3 separate regions of the Homo sapiens genome follow, and all the other regions are linked to region 1. A link is a loop called in an ENCODE intact Hi-C map of the cell type or tissue named here. Cell type or tissue: GM12878. All regions are shown on one strand.

Evidence for each region. Hi-C counts contacts between places; a loop is a spot of excess contacts. Peaks named below come from ENCODE experiments on the same cell type or tissue, not always from the same donor. Only the 100,000 strongest peaks of a DNase experiment are listed, where the experiment ranks them.
Region 2: it touches region 1 in a loop (4-fold over the local background); 1 of 110 quality-filtered maps calls a loop at or near these places.
Region 3: it touches region 1 in a loop (5-fold over the local background); 1 of 110 quality-filtered maps calls a loop at or near these places.

What each region holds. Positions count from the first base shown.
Region 1 is chr17:72,003,823-72,008,822 of GRCh38, forward strand. No RefSeq gene overlaps it. Among named protein-coding and RNA genes, the nearest start is that of ROCR, 20 kb to the right of the region's middle. RefSeq lists enhancers at 744-823, 1,224-1,563, 1,754-1,903, 2,424-2,493 and a silencer at 1,034-1,103. In GM12878, a CTCF peak has its summit at 2,129; DNase peaks (open chromatin) are centred at 1,149, 1,609 and 1,979; H3K4me3 peaks cover 1,218 bases; H3K27ac peaks cover 3,209 bases.
Region 2 is chr17:72,314,891-72,319,890 of GRCh38, forward strand. No RefSeq gene overlaps it. Among named protein-coding and RNA genes, the nearest start is that of LINC02003, 25 kb to the right of the region's middle. In GM12878, no CTCF peak of the experiment used is centred here; a DNase peak (open chromatin) is centred at 3,061; H3K27ac peaks cover 684 bases.
Region 3 is chr17:71,848,348-71,853,347 of GRCh38, forward strand. No RefSeq gene overlaps it. Among named protein-coding and RNA genes, the nearest start is that of ROCR, 180 kb to the right of the region's middle. In GM12878, no CTCF peak of the experiment used is centred here; a DNase peak (open chromatin) is centred at 2,203; H3K27ac peaks cover 623 bases.

The sequences.
Region 1 (5,000 bases):
TTTCAGCATAATGTAAATCCCAGCTTTGCCTGCCAGTAAATTCATGTACATCATGTTAACATCAGGTTTATATTAAACATTTACATTAAGAATTGGAGTGGAAGATTAAATTGTTTGCATGCATTGCCGTCACAGAAGGAATGGCCTCATCATCCTCCCTGCCCATGGTGCTGAGTGCCAGCAGACTAATGATCAGACAGTTACCCATCAGAAAGGCAGGTGAGACACTGATGCACAATCCTTGTCAAAGCTGGGCAGCCTCTGTCCACTCTGCCTGTGCCCTTGGCAATTATCAGCAAGCTATGAGCTATACTACCATCCCCTGCCAAGTGAGGTTTAATTTATGACACCAAGGATAATGATTCACTCCAACGCAATACTCAGAATTACTGTCTTTTCCTCTGAATTAGAATTCTTCTACCTACAAAATGACGTGCTTTTTAGTATTTTGATTCAAATCAGTCATGATCATGCTGGATGTTGTAGGGTTGAAAACATTTGGTTGTGCAACTTGAATATTCTGCAAGAGATTAAGCTGGGGATAGACTAAAGGTGGTTCTAAGTCCAGTCTCTAAGGAGCACTGCTGTCCTTTCTCTCTGAAATTCAGATCCAGAGAGAAAGAGAAGACTCTAAGAGGAACTCAGGTCTGCAGGTTTTCCTGGGCCAGTTCTCCCTGCCATGAATATGAAGAGTTGCCCAGGACACTCTAACTAGCAAATAGTCTGCAGAACAAATGTTTTTGTGGGGGAGAAAAAACCAACAACCATGGACGCCAAGTCAAGTGGCTAGAGAAGAGTGATGTTGTTAAAGTGTATGATTCATTAAGTCTTGTCTGCGTGTCAGATGTTCAGCATTTGGTGCTATTGCCTCCAATTTAAATCATTTTTTAAAGAAGTGCCGAAAAAGGTGCTGAAAGGCACCTCACTCTGTTCCCGCACTTGAAAAACACTGTCTGCCTGTGCACTGTGGTAAAACTTTGCATTTTGGCTAGACACCCTGTGTGGAGCTGTGCTGAAGCTGGAGGGTTTCTTTTTTTTTTTTTCTTTTTTTTTTTTTTAAGTTTGTACAGTCACCCAAAGGCAGGAAGAGAAAACAGTGTTTCCCCAAGCCAAAGATCCCTCCTGATGGCATCTGTGAAATAGAGAGAGAAAGTGCTGCTATAGTGAGCCTTCCCCTGCAGTGAGAAACCCTACCACAAGTTTCCATGTAGTGACTGCCTGCACGTAAGAGCTGCCTCCCAGTGCTTTTCTGCTGGGAGTCCTTCTCTCCTAGAATTCTTTTCAGAACCCCTGGAATGTCAAGAGCTGCTGATCGTGGTTTATCATCACCAGTTACAAGTAAGGCTAGCATTGATATCTCACCTTGGATTGTTGTCAGTACCCAATGACCTCACGGAGACTCAATGTGTTGGTTCCTCGACACCCCCTAAATGCTTCTAGGGGTGTAGCTGCCGCTTCCTCCTCACACAAAAAGGGGTGACGCATGTCTCAAGGATGAATCTTGCGAACATGATGCTAAATGAAATAAGTCACGAAAGGAGAAATAGTATATGATTCCACTTATATGAGATACTGAGAGTAGACAAATCTATAGAGATAGAAACTAGAGTGGTGGCTGCCAGGGGCTGAGGGAAGAGAGATAGGTAATTAGTGTTTAGTGAGTACAGAATTTCAGTTTTATAAGATGAAAAGCATTCTGGAGATGAATAGTCGTGATGGTTGCACAACAATGTAAATGTACTTAATTCCATTAAATTCTACACTTAAAAATTGTTAAGATGATAAATTTATGGTGTGTATATTGTACCACAGTTAAAAAAAAAAGATGGTGCAGGTCAGAAAGCGGTCAGGAAAGTCCCAGTTAAGACTCCAAGGACTTCCCCAGGTTAGTGTGACTTGGCATTCATGAATAAAATGTGGCTTTCTGGGTATTAATCTGAGATCTGGGCCTCCATATTCTCAAGCACTGTATGACAGGCATGTTATGAATTTCATCAGAACTGCAATTCCTGCTGATAGAAACTTCCCCGGCTCCTCAGGCGCTTGCTGACCCAGGCCTTTAGCAGTAGCTATAAGATGCTTAAGATTTACCTAAAAATGAAGGTGATGGTGTTTCCTCCAATTCAAAGAGAATACAGCAGGTGGTAGGCTAGGGCTGAAGCTTGGTTGGGGAGAGTAGTGTATTAGTCCATTCTCACACTGCTATGAAGCAATACCCGAGACTGGGTAATTTATAAAGGAAAGAAGTTTAATTGACTTGCAGTTCTGCAGGGCTGGGGAGGCCTCAGGAAACTTACAATCTGGCAGAAGGGGAAGCAAACACATCCTTCACATGGCAGCAGCACAGAGAAGTGCAGAGTGAAGGGGGGAAATGCCTCTTATAAAACCATCAGTTCTCATGAGAACTCACTATCATGAGAACAGCCCCCATGATCTAGTCACCTCCCATGGAGTCCCTCCCACAACACTTGGGGATTATGGGAACTATAATTCAAAATGAGATTTGGGTGGGGACATAGTCAAACCATATCAAGTAGGTAGACACAGACAGGTAAAAATTCACCTATTTGAAATATAATTGCACCAAGGACATAAACAGACTCTTTTCAAAAGAAGATATACACGTGGCAAACAATCATATGAAAAAAGCTCAATATCACTGAACATTAGAGAAATGCAAATCAAAACCACAATGAGATACCATCTAATACTGGTCTGAATGACTATTATTAAAAAGTCAAAAAATAACTGATGCTGGCAAGGTTATGGAGAAACAGGAATGCTTATCCACTGTTGGTAGGAGTGTAAATTAGTTCAACCATTATGGAAGACAGTGTGGTGATTCCTCAAAGACCTAAAGACAAAAATTGAACCAGCATTTGACCCAGCAATCCCATTACTGGGTATATACCCAAAGGAATATAAATCATTCTGTTATAAAGACATCACTATTCACAATAGCAAAGACATGGAATCAACATAAATGCCCACCAAAGACAGACTGGATAAAGAAACAGTGGTATGTATACACAATGGAATACAGCACAGCCATAAAAACGAATGAGATCATGCCCTTTGCAGGGACATGGATAGAACTGGAGGTCGTTATCCTTAGCAAACTAACACAGGAACAGAAAACCAAATGCTGCGTGTTCTCATTTATAAGTGGGAGCTAAATGATGAGAACACATGGACACAGAAGAATAAAACTCACTGGAGCCTTTTGGAGGGTGGAGAGTGGGAGGAGGGAGAGGATCAGGAAAGATGACCAAAGGGTACAAGGCTTAATACCTTGGTCATAAAATAATTTGTACCACAAACCCCCATGTGTCAAATTCATCCATGAAACAAGCCTGCACTTGCACCCCTGAACTTAAAGGTTAAAAAATGTATATATAATTACACCAAGAAATAGTAACGATGCATAATTTAACAATGCATAGATTTCCAAATATTTTCACAAATATGAATTCATAGTCCTCACATCAAACCTGTAATTAATGGCCACCATTGAGGTCCTGTGATGTTCTAAGCATCATGTTTGCATTGTTTCATCTTCCATCTAGAGTAAGAGGCTCAGAGAAGTCAAGGCCATTTAACCAGCAAGTGAAAGAGATATGATTCTAAGACACGGTTGTTCAGTGGTGATGGTGGTGGTGATTTTTGTGGGTTTTTTGCTTTTGTATTTGTTTTGTAAGCTCTAAATCTGGCACTTTGCCTTTTTCTGTAATATAGGAGTCAAAAAGGAAAGGAAAGGAGGATGAAACCCTAGAGGTCTCTAGGTGATGAATCGATTTTAGGCTTTCAAAAAAGCTGTATTAGCATCGCGTTCATTCCCATCTCTCCAAGGCTTTGGAAAACATCCTTTTCAGTAAGGAATCAAAATCAAGTCCCCTAAATAAAGCACTGGTAGTATGAAACACTGAGACATATTTTTAGTCTCACTGTGTCCGTTTTGTAGCAGCATAACATATGTGTTGAGCAAAAATATACACAATATTTAAAAACAACAAAACAATCACCATTATTCTCGCCATCTGATGGCCAGTCGCTGTGATGATTTGTTCTTTAGGTCAGCTTCTGTGTGCCATCATCTAAAGAGCAAACTGCTTCACATACCTACCCTACCTTCCCTCCTACCCTGAGTGCAGATGCTCACCTACCCTCATCTTTCCTGCAGAATGACTATGGACAGATATCCCTAAATCACAGACTCGCTAAACAAGGAGCCTCAGAGCAGACCTCTGCAGGGCTGATCTTAATCCTTTCCAGACAAATGAGATATGATTTCAAAAAATATTCAGGAAATGTGAATTCTCTTCCTACCTTGGTGACTTGTGTTGAAGTTTTACGTATATAATCAGAAAAACTTCGCTTATTATTACTGTCAGGTTCATCCTGCTGCAATTTCACCTCCTTAAAAAAAGTGGTGTCCAATTGTATGGAAACCCTTTGAACATAAAAATGAATTTGTAAACAAACATACTGAGCCGTGGTAGTTAACTCACAGAATAAAGCCATAGTCTGCGAAAGAACAAAGTGTAGGGAGTCTTTTAATGACTCATCCTAATATGTTTAAAATATGATTCAGTACAGAAATATTTGTGATATAGAAGACATAATAGGGGCACAATTATTGAATCAGTTTCGAGACTTGGGCACATCTGAATATATGTAGACAATGCCTTCTTCGTGTCAGTTTCATGTATCTGTCCCTATCACATGTTGTGCCAGCAAATGAAATTTCCTAGCTATATCCACATTGATGAAGCTTTGCTGTCTGTATGAATCTGCATCTGCCCATGAATGAGTCCATTTCAAGCACATGTACGTGTCTGTGCATGGGTAGAAAGATAAGCTTAGCAATTGTGTGATTTGTTTCTGCTTAGGCAGTAAGTTACTAATCTCCTGATTGGAACCAGATTTGTATGAATTAGGGGTTGAAATTGGAACAGTCACTGCTGTGTGCAGGATGTAAAGTGAATAAAATGAATGGAGTA
Region 2 (5,000 bases), 310 kb after region 1:
CATGGGAGATTTGTCTACTAGCTCTCATTTATTTATTGATCCAATCATTTCTTTATAGCAGTATGGACTCATGGGTATTTGTTTTATACTTTGGGTTATAATCTAGTTAGCTTTATTTTCTTATTCAAATTGTTCCAGCTTTGGCCATTGGGAGTTCTTTCCGTTGGTGCCAGTGTTCCTTTGACCCATCCCCATCATTGTGTCTGTTAGTTTTTGTAATTTTGTTTGCTTGTATTTTGAGCATTTCCTTACGTTCTGGCTCTACTGATGTTCCAGGCTTATCTTGGATATGTCCTGCCCTACCTCTAGAATCAGCTATTTCTCCAAGGAGCTCTAGTTCTTCTTACTGCAGAATAGTACTAGAAAACAAGATCTGGGCTCTCAGTGTGCTCATTGTGACTAGGGTGTGGTTAATTCTAAGCCCTTCCAGCTGACAAAGCAAGGAAAGGTATGTGCATATACTAGTCCATGTCTCTCCACACACATGTATTTACAAATGTTTCTATATGTAATCATCTGTATCTCTATTAAGCTAAACATAAACTTATACTGATATTTTTCCAACTCTAATCCATTACCACATAGATCATCCTAGACTCCTCCCATTGCTGAGCTTTAAAGTCCCACTCCCACAGTGAAAAACAAGCTTCCCACCATTCACCATCCATTTACAGGATTGTTCAATTGCAGTCTATGTGGATAGCAGTATCAGAATTGTTGACCCATACCCCCATGGAAAACAACCTTATCAGCTACAGTAGAGTGCTTGCGGGCATTTCCTTTGCATTTAGTCTTACCCCCCTCATTTCAAAGTTGCTTAGATCAGCACCTTTTCCCACCAACCCCTTCAGTTAGCTTGCTTCATACAACTATAATATATCTAGATTATTTTGTCACATTCTTCATTCCACTCTGTGATCTCCCAATCTCCTAAACAATTTGTTAAATTGCGTGCATTAAGATTCTCAATGTGCCATAAAGTTCTATTGGTTTTGACAAACGCATAGTGTCCTGTATCCACCATTACGGAATCAAACAGAATAATTCCATTGCCCTTAAAAAATCCCCTGCACAACACCTGTTCAACTCCTTCCCTCCAGAACCTCTGGAAACCACTGGGTTTTTTGCTGTCTATATTTTTGCCTTTTCCAGAATATCATATAAATAGAATCACACAGCATGTACTCATTCAGACCAGTTCCTCTCACTTAGCAATATGTATTTAAGATTCATCCACGTTTTTGCATGACTTGATAGCTCATGCCTTTGTGTCACTGAATAGTATTCCATCATATGTATGCATCAAAGTGTCCTGACCCATTTAGCTATTGAAACACATCATTGTTGCTTCTAGTTTTGGATAATTATGAATAAAGCTGCCATAAACACTCATGTGTAGAATTTTCTGTGGACTACAGTGTTCAAATGAGTGAGATAAATATCTGGGAGCATGGTTTCTGGATAGTACAGAAAACTGATTAGCTTTGAAAGACTATTTGTTTTTTAGAAATTTTCAGTACTGAGACACATGCAGGTAAATATTTAATAAATAGTTTTTTTAATTTATTAAGGACCCAACAGTCAGCTGCTTAGAAGCTCAGTTCCTGGGAGAGAAGTTTTTAGCTTTGAGTAAAGGAAGGGAACTTCCTGGCATATGTCATCTCACTGCCAGAAACAGAGTCAGGTTGCCCCACCATTGAACTGTGGATCAGATGGCATGTCTTCTTCTGCACCTACTTGCCTTGCAGTTCAGCTATGCCTTGTGGATTCTCAGATAATACATGTTAGAGGAATAATAATGACGATTACCACTAAGTTGTCACTTGATGTTGAATGTGTGGCCCAAGTGAAAACTACATTTTCTTCATTTGATCTATTTTCTTGTATTCCCACTTTTAGCCATTTTCCCAAATCCAAACAATCTGGCTGCCACACTCAGAGGGGGAAGAAGTCAACTTTTCTGGGAAAAAAAAGACATTTAGAGAGCCTGGGCCCATGTAGAGAATGTCAGACTTCTCCAGAAGGACATGGCCCTGCTCCTGTCCATGGGAGAACAAAGGATCCAGTATGTAATGGACCAAAAAGGATGCAGGCTGTGTCTATATTCCCTTGCTGACCTCTTCCAATTGAGGCCAAAACAGTGGGCTTTAGACTTGAACATCCATTAGAGTCACCTAAAGGGCTTGTTAAAACCCGGACTCTTGGGACCCGTCCCCGAGATGTCTTATTCACCCAAGAGTTTGCATTTACAACAAGTTCCCCAGTGATGCAAATCCCACTGGTCCTGCCCCATTCTTGGAGCTCCACCTGCCTAGAGAACTAACTATCCTTCATACATCCAAACCCATGGCCATCGCTAGATCTCCCCTCTACTCCTCATGTAAGAGACGAAGCTGAATGGAAGAGCTTGGGAAGGTGGATCTGAGATTTGGGGAAGAAGGGCCAAGGGGTCTAGGCACTGACTCTGGAAACGCAAGTTGTTCGCCACTCTGGAGATGCTCACTAGTGTGGAAATGCAGGCTTTTGGAGACGGAATGGGCTGTAGTGGCCAAATTCCCTTTACCATAAAAAGAAAGAACATAAACCCAGAGGGTGGAAGCCATGCTCTCAAGGCCGCACAGCAAGCCTGGGCAGAGCCATAGTGACCTAGACCTTTTGACTCTTCCCATAATAGTAAAGCTACCCTTCCTTGTTCAAGGCAGCACAAGTACCTTCTGACTCAGAGTGAGGAGGGCAGGATCAAGCCCATTCCTGGAACGACAATATTTGAATTATCATCTCAAGGGGAAATGAACAAAGAATAGCAGTTCCCTCAATCCACTCCCTGCTAAACACACACACACACACACACACACACACACACACACACGGGTTCACAAAGGCCAGCTCTCCAAAGAGTCAGGGAGTAGGAAATGGGCAAGTGGGAAGATGAAAGCTCATTGTTTTTGCAGCAACACTAGTCAGAGTAATAATTCAATTTTGACCACACAGAATAAACAGTTCCAAGCATCTAGAAGATGAGACTGCTGAAATTCTCAGCTGAAAACCCAAGGGGACAGAAAAACCAGAGCTGTACTTTCAGTTCCTCCCCCAAAATAAAAGGACTCCAGCCAGCCACATCTCGCCCTTAGAACCCTGGAAACAGGTGAGCGATTCATGACATTTGTTTAAGATGAATCAATTCCCAGCACCATGTAGTGAGCCTAGGTCTCAGAATGACCCAAAAGGAGGGGCGCAAGACAAGCACAGGAAGGGGGATGGGAGAGAAGAGTCTTTGTCTGCTTTTCCTGATATTTTAAATATTATTAGATAATTTCTTTCAAATTTCTAATAAGCAGGTTGAAGTTTAAATTACAAGATCTCTAACAGAGTCAGGATCCAAATAGCACAGGAGCCGGCAGACAACAATTGCTGGGGCCGGATGGGTTTCAGGTTTGCTCTTTGTGAAGACAAAGCTCCTATTGAGTGGTGGAGAGGAGAGCTGGGGAAAAGAGAGAGGGCTGTGGAGGGTTTTCATTACCCCGATCATCATCCCCACCGCGAGGGGAGGATGTAGAAGGAAGAAAGAAAATCTGGACCTGGCCAATGCACTGCTGAAAATGACAGCTTGGAATGAATCACACACCTGATATCTGTGGCTCCTCCAGAGCAGAGTGTGGACATGAGACAAAGAGGAGGAAAGAAGGAAGGAAGCTGAAGCTCTAGTCCTGCACGCTCATGCATCCAGCAAAAATAAAAAAGCAAAAACATCAGAGCAGAGGATGGGTTCTTGGTAGGTGGTCCAGGGCTAGAAAGGTGATCTAATAGTTTTCTGTTTTTTCTTGAGATGCCTTGTAAACACTAGATTAGGAACCTCAACACTCAAGGGAACTTTATAGTTGAAAACCAACAGCCACTTCCCAATAGAAGGTGAAGCAGAGATGGCAGAGATCAAGAGATACAATACCTCTCCCTCTATGTGTAGGCTAACAACGGAGATCACGGGTCTCTGGGGCATTGCCACAAACCCAATCTTGTTTGTTCCTCTTCCTCTCCTTCCCTCATTTCTTTTCCCTCTGTCATTATTAATGTCAGAGTCAAGTGCCCTCTTTGAAAAAAGCAAGTCTCCATCTGAATGGAGTTGGGGCCAGGTTCACAGAAGTTATTTCTTATTGGAATGTTCTCCCTGGCAGGTGCTTCTCATCTGCTAACCCCTGTGTCTTCCCTTCTACTGCACTGGCATTAGGAATTAGTATCTCCATTCAGATATGGCCAAATAGCATCTGAGAGGTGAAGCCAGTAGCTCTCAAACTGGGCTGCAAAAAAGTTGTTTTTGTTTTTGGATGCCCATTCTCTACACTCCAGAGATTCTGATATAATTGGTCTATGTTTTTAAAATTCACCCCAAGTGACCCTTACATGTCAGCAGAACTGAGACCCCTTACATTAAGAATTATCCAAGGAGTGGTTCTCAAACACCTGGAAGGCTCATGAAACATAGATTTCTGGACACACCTGCAGAGTGGCTGATTCAGTGAGTCTAAAGGTGGGTCACAGAGTTTACATTTTCAGCAAGCTCTCAGGTGATACTCAGGTGGCTCCCAGGGACCACACTGTTAGAACCACTGACCCCAAAGCATATATGTTGTAATTGGTAAATAAGATGCAATGTGGGCCTCCCTGCCTCGAAGTCTGCACCCCAAGCATGTTTGTATTTCCCTTTTATTTTTATTTATTTATTTAGAGATGGAGTTTCGCTCTTGTTGCCCAAGCTGGAGTGCACTGGCATGATCTCCACTCACTGCAACGTCTGCCTCCTGGATTCAAGCAATTCTCCTGCCTCACCCTCCCGTGTAGGGGATTACAGGCATGGGCCACCGCACCTGGCAAATTTTGTTTGTTTGTTTGTTTTTGGTTTTTTGTTTTTGTATTTTTAGTAGAAATGGGGTTTCACCATGTTAGCCAAGCTGGTCTCGAACTCCTGAACTCAGGTGATCACCTGCCTCGGCCTCCCAAAGTGT
Region 3 (5,000 bases), 160 kb before region 1:
GAGTATGTCAGAACCTCAATGCCTAGAAGCAAACTCTGATCCCTTCAGGTCTCAAATTTTATAAGATAGATGAGAGTAATGAAAATATGATTCCTCCTCTTGAGGATTTCAAAAACACCAAGATAGTTTTGAAAATGTCGCTTGAATTTTTCAGTTCCTGAAAAGAGACTGACTTTTACACCTTGACATAGATTAGAGTTCCATGTAAAAATTCAAGTTAGAAAGAACCCCTCATCCATGATATTTCCTCTGATTCTGAACTTTATGTTAGTAGATTTTTGTTCAACTAATTTTCATAATGCTGTCTTTCAAATTACAAGTGGCAAGAACAATAATTACATAGTCAATCTATTGTACATCACTGCATAGAAAATTCCATATAGCTCAAGACAGAACTATCTTCAGTTTTAGACTAAAATCCTGATTATCTACCTCAGTGTTAAAACAGGGATTGCAAAAATAAAATAAAATAAACAAAAGCCACAGGTAAGCTGCAATGTCACAGCAGGCATTAATTTCCATATTCTTCCATGCTAGTTATCTCCCTAGAGTTATTTTGAGGATATCACAATGATTTTCATTACATATGCTTAAATGTCTTATGCTTTTTTTATGTTGGCTTCATCATCTTCATAACTTGTAAACAAGGACCATGTCAGTCACTATGAAGTACAGCATAATGATTAAGAGCTTGGGCTTTCTCCAAAAAAGAAGAACCTGAATTAACTTGGGCAAGTCATTTAACCTCTTGGAGCATCAAGAATGGTAATACTAACAATGCATTAGTTCGTGAGAGAACTAAATGAGATAGTTATTTAAAAGCACCAGCATAGTACTTGGCACAGAGCAAGGACTTATAAATGTGAGTTATTAGTATAAATATGTCCTCTTCCACAAATAGTTGTATGCTAAGCACTCAATAGAAACTCGATATAATAGTGATAATTTGTAACATGAAGGAGAGACAATCACCACAAATTGGACTATATTCCAGGGTAATTCTGGGAGTCTAAAATTATTTATCTTTTTAGTACTTTTTGTAAAAACTGTCTTTATTGTTACCCAATTCTTTCCCTGCCTCTCTTATTCTCCTGTTTTATATTTTGCCCAAGGCATCATTTAGTGTTCCAAAATATTAGACTATTATAGGTACTCAGAAGCCCCAGGAGAAACGGAATACATTTACAGACCCATAAACATCTAAATTAGTGCTATAAATGGGAAATATAGTCTATAGTTGGAGAGTGCCCAATCCATAATATGTTGTGGCATAGAAGAAACTTCCTTTTTGGTGGCTGGAAAATCTATTTGCTCTAAGTATTCAATTTTAAAATGGATAATAAAAATAAATAATAGGCATGCTTCTGCTTAAATTGTAACTTTCATGGGAGATCTCAAAGAGTTTTTCAACTGTTAATTTATGACTCCTGGGGAAAGGTAGGTGGCAAGTAAAATATTTCTTCTTCAAATGGAGAAACAGACATAGAAAGGCCTGGGTGACTTGTCTAAGAATACAAGGCATGCTCCAGCTTTATGCAAACCAGAAAAGAAAATGTGGAGATACGCTCTTTAAATGATGAAATCTGTATTATGTGCTGATAAAACCTAAGATAAATGCTGACATAGGTTGTACAATTATCATATACCTAACATTTGTCTATCAGTTGTCTATTCCTGCAAACTACCACAAAAACCTAATGGCACATAATGGTATTTATTCTTGCTCATGTATCTGCAGATGGGATGGGAGTTAATCATATAGGCCAAGCTCAAGGCCAAGCTCACCTGGGCAGCCCAGGATTCAGATTGAATCCAGATATGCTCCATGTGCCTTTCACTCTACATAGACCAGAGGTCTGGCCAAGGCATGGTCATTTCACAGCAATAGAAGAGCAAGAAAGCAAACTCCAACTATGCAAGTGAGCTGTGTCACTTCTACTGATCCTATTGGCCAAAACAAGTCAATGACTAAGAACACATTGAGAGTCACAAGTATATTTTACCTACTAAGAAGACAAAAAGTCCCATGGTCATACCCAAAATCAACTTCCTTGGAAGTGCACCCTCCCCATGGAGGTAAGAGAAGAGAGTGAATACTTGTAAACAAGAATCTAATTTATTGTAAACAGCACCTTATTATTACTAATATTTCAGACATTTTTTCATGTGCTAATCTTGAAACTGTGGCTGCTTCTCATGCTTCTGTAACTCTGACTCAACCACTGGTTTCATCCTGGCCTAGAAGGTACTCTCTGAATATTAGTGTATTATTCACATGTATTAGTTAACTACAGCATTATTCAAAGCTCTTCTTTTTTCACATAAACCAGTCTTTCAGCTGATCTCCCTTTAGAGAACAAAAACAATAAATGTAGGCATCATTTATTGAATGCTTACTGTACAACAGATATGTGCTAAACTCTTGACAGATATCATCTGCCTTGGCTTCATTTAACCCTCACAACAAGCTAAGGAAGGTATAATCCCTATTTCATAAATTAAGAAACTGAAAATTAGAGAGATGAAGTGATATTACCATGGTTACACAGAAGTTAGTAACATGGCTGTGATTCAAAACTAATATGTCTGGCTCTCAAAGTCCAAATGTGAGACCAAGAAAATGCGGTGAGATGAGGGCTGAGACTGATTCAGTCTACAGTGACAGCACAGACAGCAAAATTATTACACCTAAATGCAGAGGAAAAAGGAGGTGTGCATAACTGGCTCTAACCACCAGGCCTGCCACTGTCTTGCTGTGTGATCTTGGGGAAATTACTTACTCACTTAACTTCTGTTTTCTCATCCGTGAAATGAAGATGATATCATTTTTGTTTGGTTGTTGGGATTTTTTTTTTGGAAGGGTCTTGCTCTGTTGCCCAGACATCAAATACCTCCTTTCACTTATTAGTATCTCCTTGATAATAAAGATACTAATTAAAGTGATTTAAGAGGAAGTCTCCCAACAGGGACATGATGCTAATTAATTTACATTAAATTGCATATGGTACAATCATGTAAACAACTTGCACTTATGAGTCTTTTATTTTTTATTTTTATAGAGATGGGATCACACTATGTTACCCAGGCTATTCTTAAACTCCTGGCCTCAAGCAGTCCCCTCATGTCAGCCTTCCAAAGTGCTGGGATTACAGGCATGAGCTACTGCACTTGGCCCAACACTTAAGGGTCTATTCACAGGCACTCTTTAGTCCCTGAGATTCCTAAGGAACCAGGAAAGCCTAACACCTATGAAAGGCTCAGTGCAATACCTTTAGCACATTGGTGTCATTGCAGATGAGGTCTTGTTACCTAATGGAGCTGAAGCTTTAGTGATATTGTTTGAATTTGTGTCCTCACCCAAATCTCAGGTTGAATTGTAATCCCCGGTGTTGGAAGAGGGGTCTGGTGGGAGGTGATTGAATCACAGGGGTGGTTCCCCCTTTCTGTTCTTGTAATAGTAAGTTCTCACAAGATCTGATTATTTAAAATGTGTAGCATCTGCCCCTTTTCTTTCTTCCTCCTGCTTCAGCCATGTAAGACGTGCCTGCTTCCCTTTCACCTTTTGCCTTGATTGTAAGTTTCCTGAGGCCTCCCCAGCCATGCCTCCTGTACAGCCTGTAGAACCATTGGCCAACTGAACCTCTTTTCTTTATAAATTACCCAGTCTTAGGTATTTCTTTATAGCAGTGTGAGAACAAACTAATACACTTAGAAAACTCAAAAATTCCAAGATGTCACCTGAGGATTCTTTCTGGTTTCTAGCATGCCAGTATCTTGGTATAAATCCACACTTCTCTTCAAGTTGTTTTGTGCCACATCTACACCTTTCGCCCAATACTCGATTTGTTTCTCATGTTAGAACAGTTTGAACACCCATTGAGGATGTGACATTCATTCTCTCTCTCCTCCTTTTCTCTCTCTTTCTCTCTCCTCATATTATACAGGGCCAAAGGGAAGTCAAGGATTAGGGCTTCAGCCTCATCTAAATTTTCTACACAGCAATGCAATTTAAGATACTTCATTAAATGCAGTGCCAGTTGTTTTCATCTTAGGCAGCAAATGATATGAGAACAGCCCTCTACACATCAAGGCCCCATGGGGTAGGCTATAGACAGCCAGAAAGAAGATCAGCTGTCCCTTTGACACTTTACTTTGAAGTCCAGCTTTCTCTCCAAGGTAGCTGAGTCCTCTCCACATCACTGCCAACCCCTGCCTCCAGGCTTTATCTAAATCACCCTCCTCTCCAGTTAAATCTGTAGGTTCCTGTGGGGACGAGTGGCTCCCACTGGCTAAGGCCTATTTCTCCAGGTTATATATGTCAGAGTTTTCCATGCCTTTAACAAGACTCAATTAAAAATTAATCAGCCCAGCATGGCAATTTGGAGAGGTAATTGTTTCTTTTCCTGACTCCATGGCCATAGGCTAAAAGCATACCCAGTACCTAAATTAATCATCTAATTGGGATTTTTCCATACTCCAATGACTCAACCTTCCAGCGATCCCAGCAAAGTGCTGTCCGACCTCAATAATTAATTTGCCTTAGTGTCCACTCTGTGGGTTTCTCCCCTGCTTTCCCTTCCAATCCCCTTTAGTAAAATAGAAAATAGCCATATAGGCCGTTTACCTGGGCCCTCTCCAATAACCAGGAGGCTTTATCTTCAGAAGATAAAATAGCACTTGTGAGGAAATATTGGAAATAGTGGGGCAGGTTCATATATTCAACATAGTTTGTAATAGAAAAAAATGGTTACTAACTAATGGTAGTACTTGATTGGCTAAATAAAGCATAGTATATCCATGCAACACACAGCAATATGGCTTTAAAAAGAAATGAGGAAATGTCATGTATGCAGCTATGGAATGTTCTCCAGGATATTAAAGGGAAAAAAAAGCAAATCACATAACAATACATGAAATGTTATATTTGCAAAAAAAGGGAAGAAAATATATGTAATGAAACGTATGTGTGTACAGACATATATAATACACACATATACACA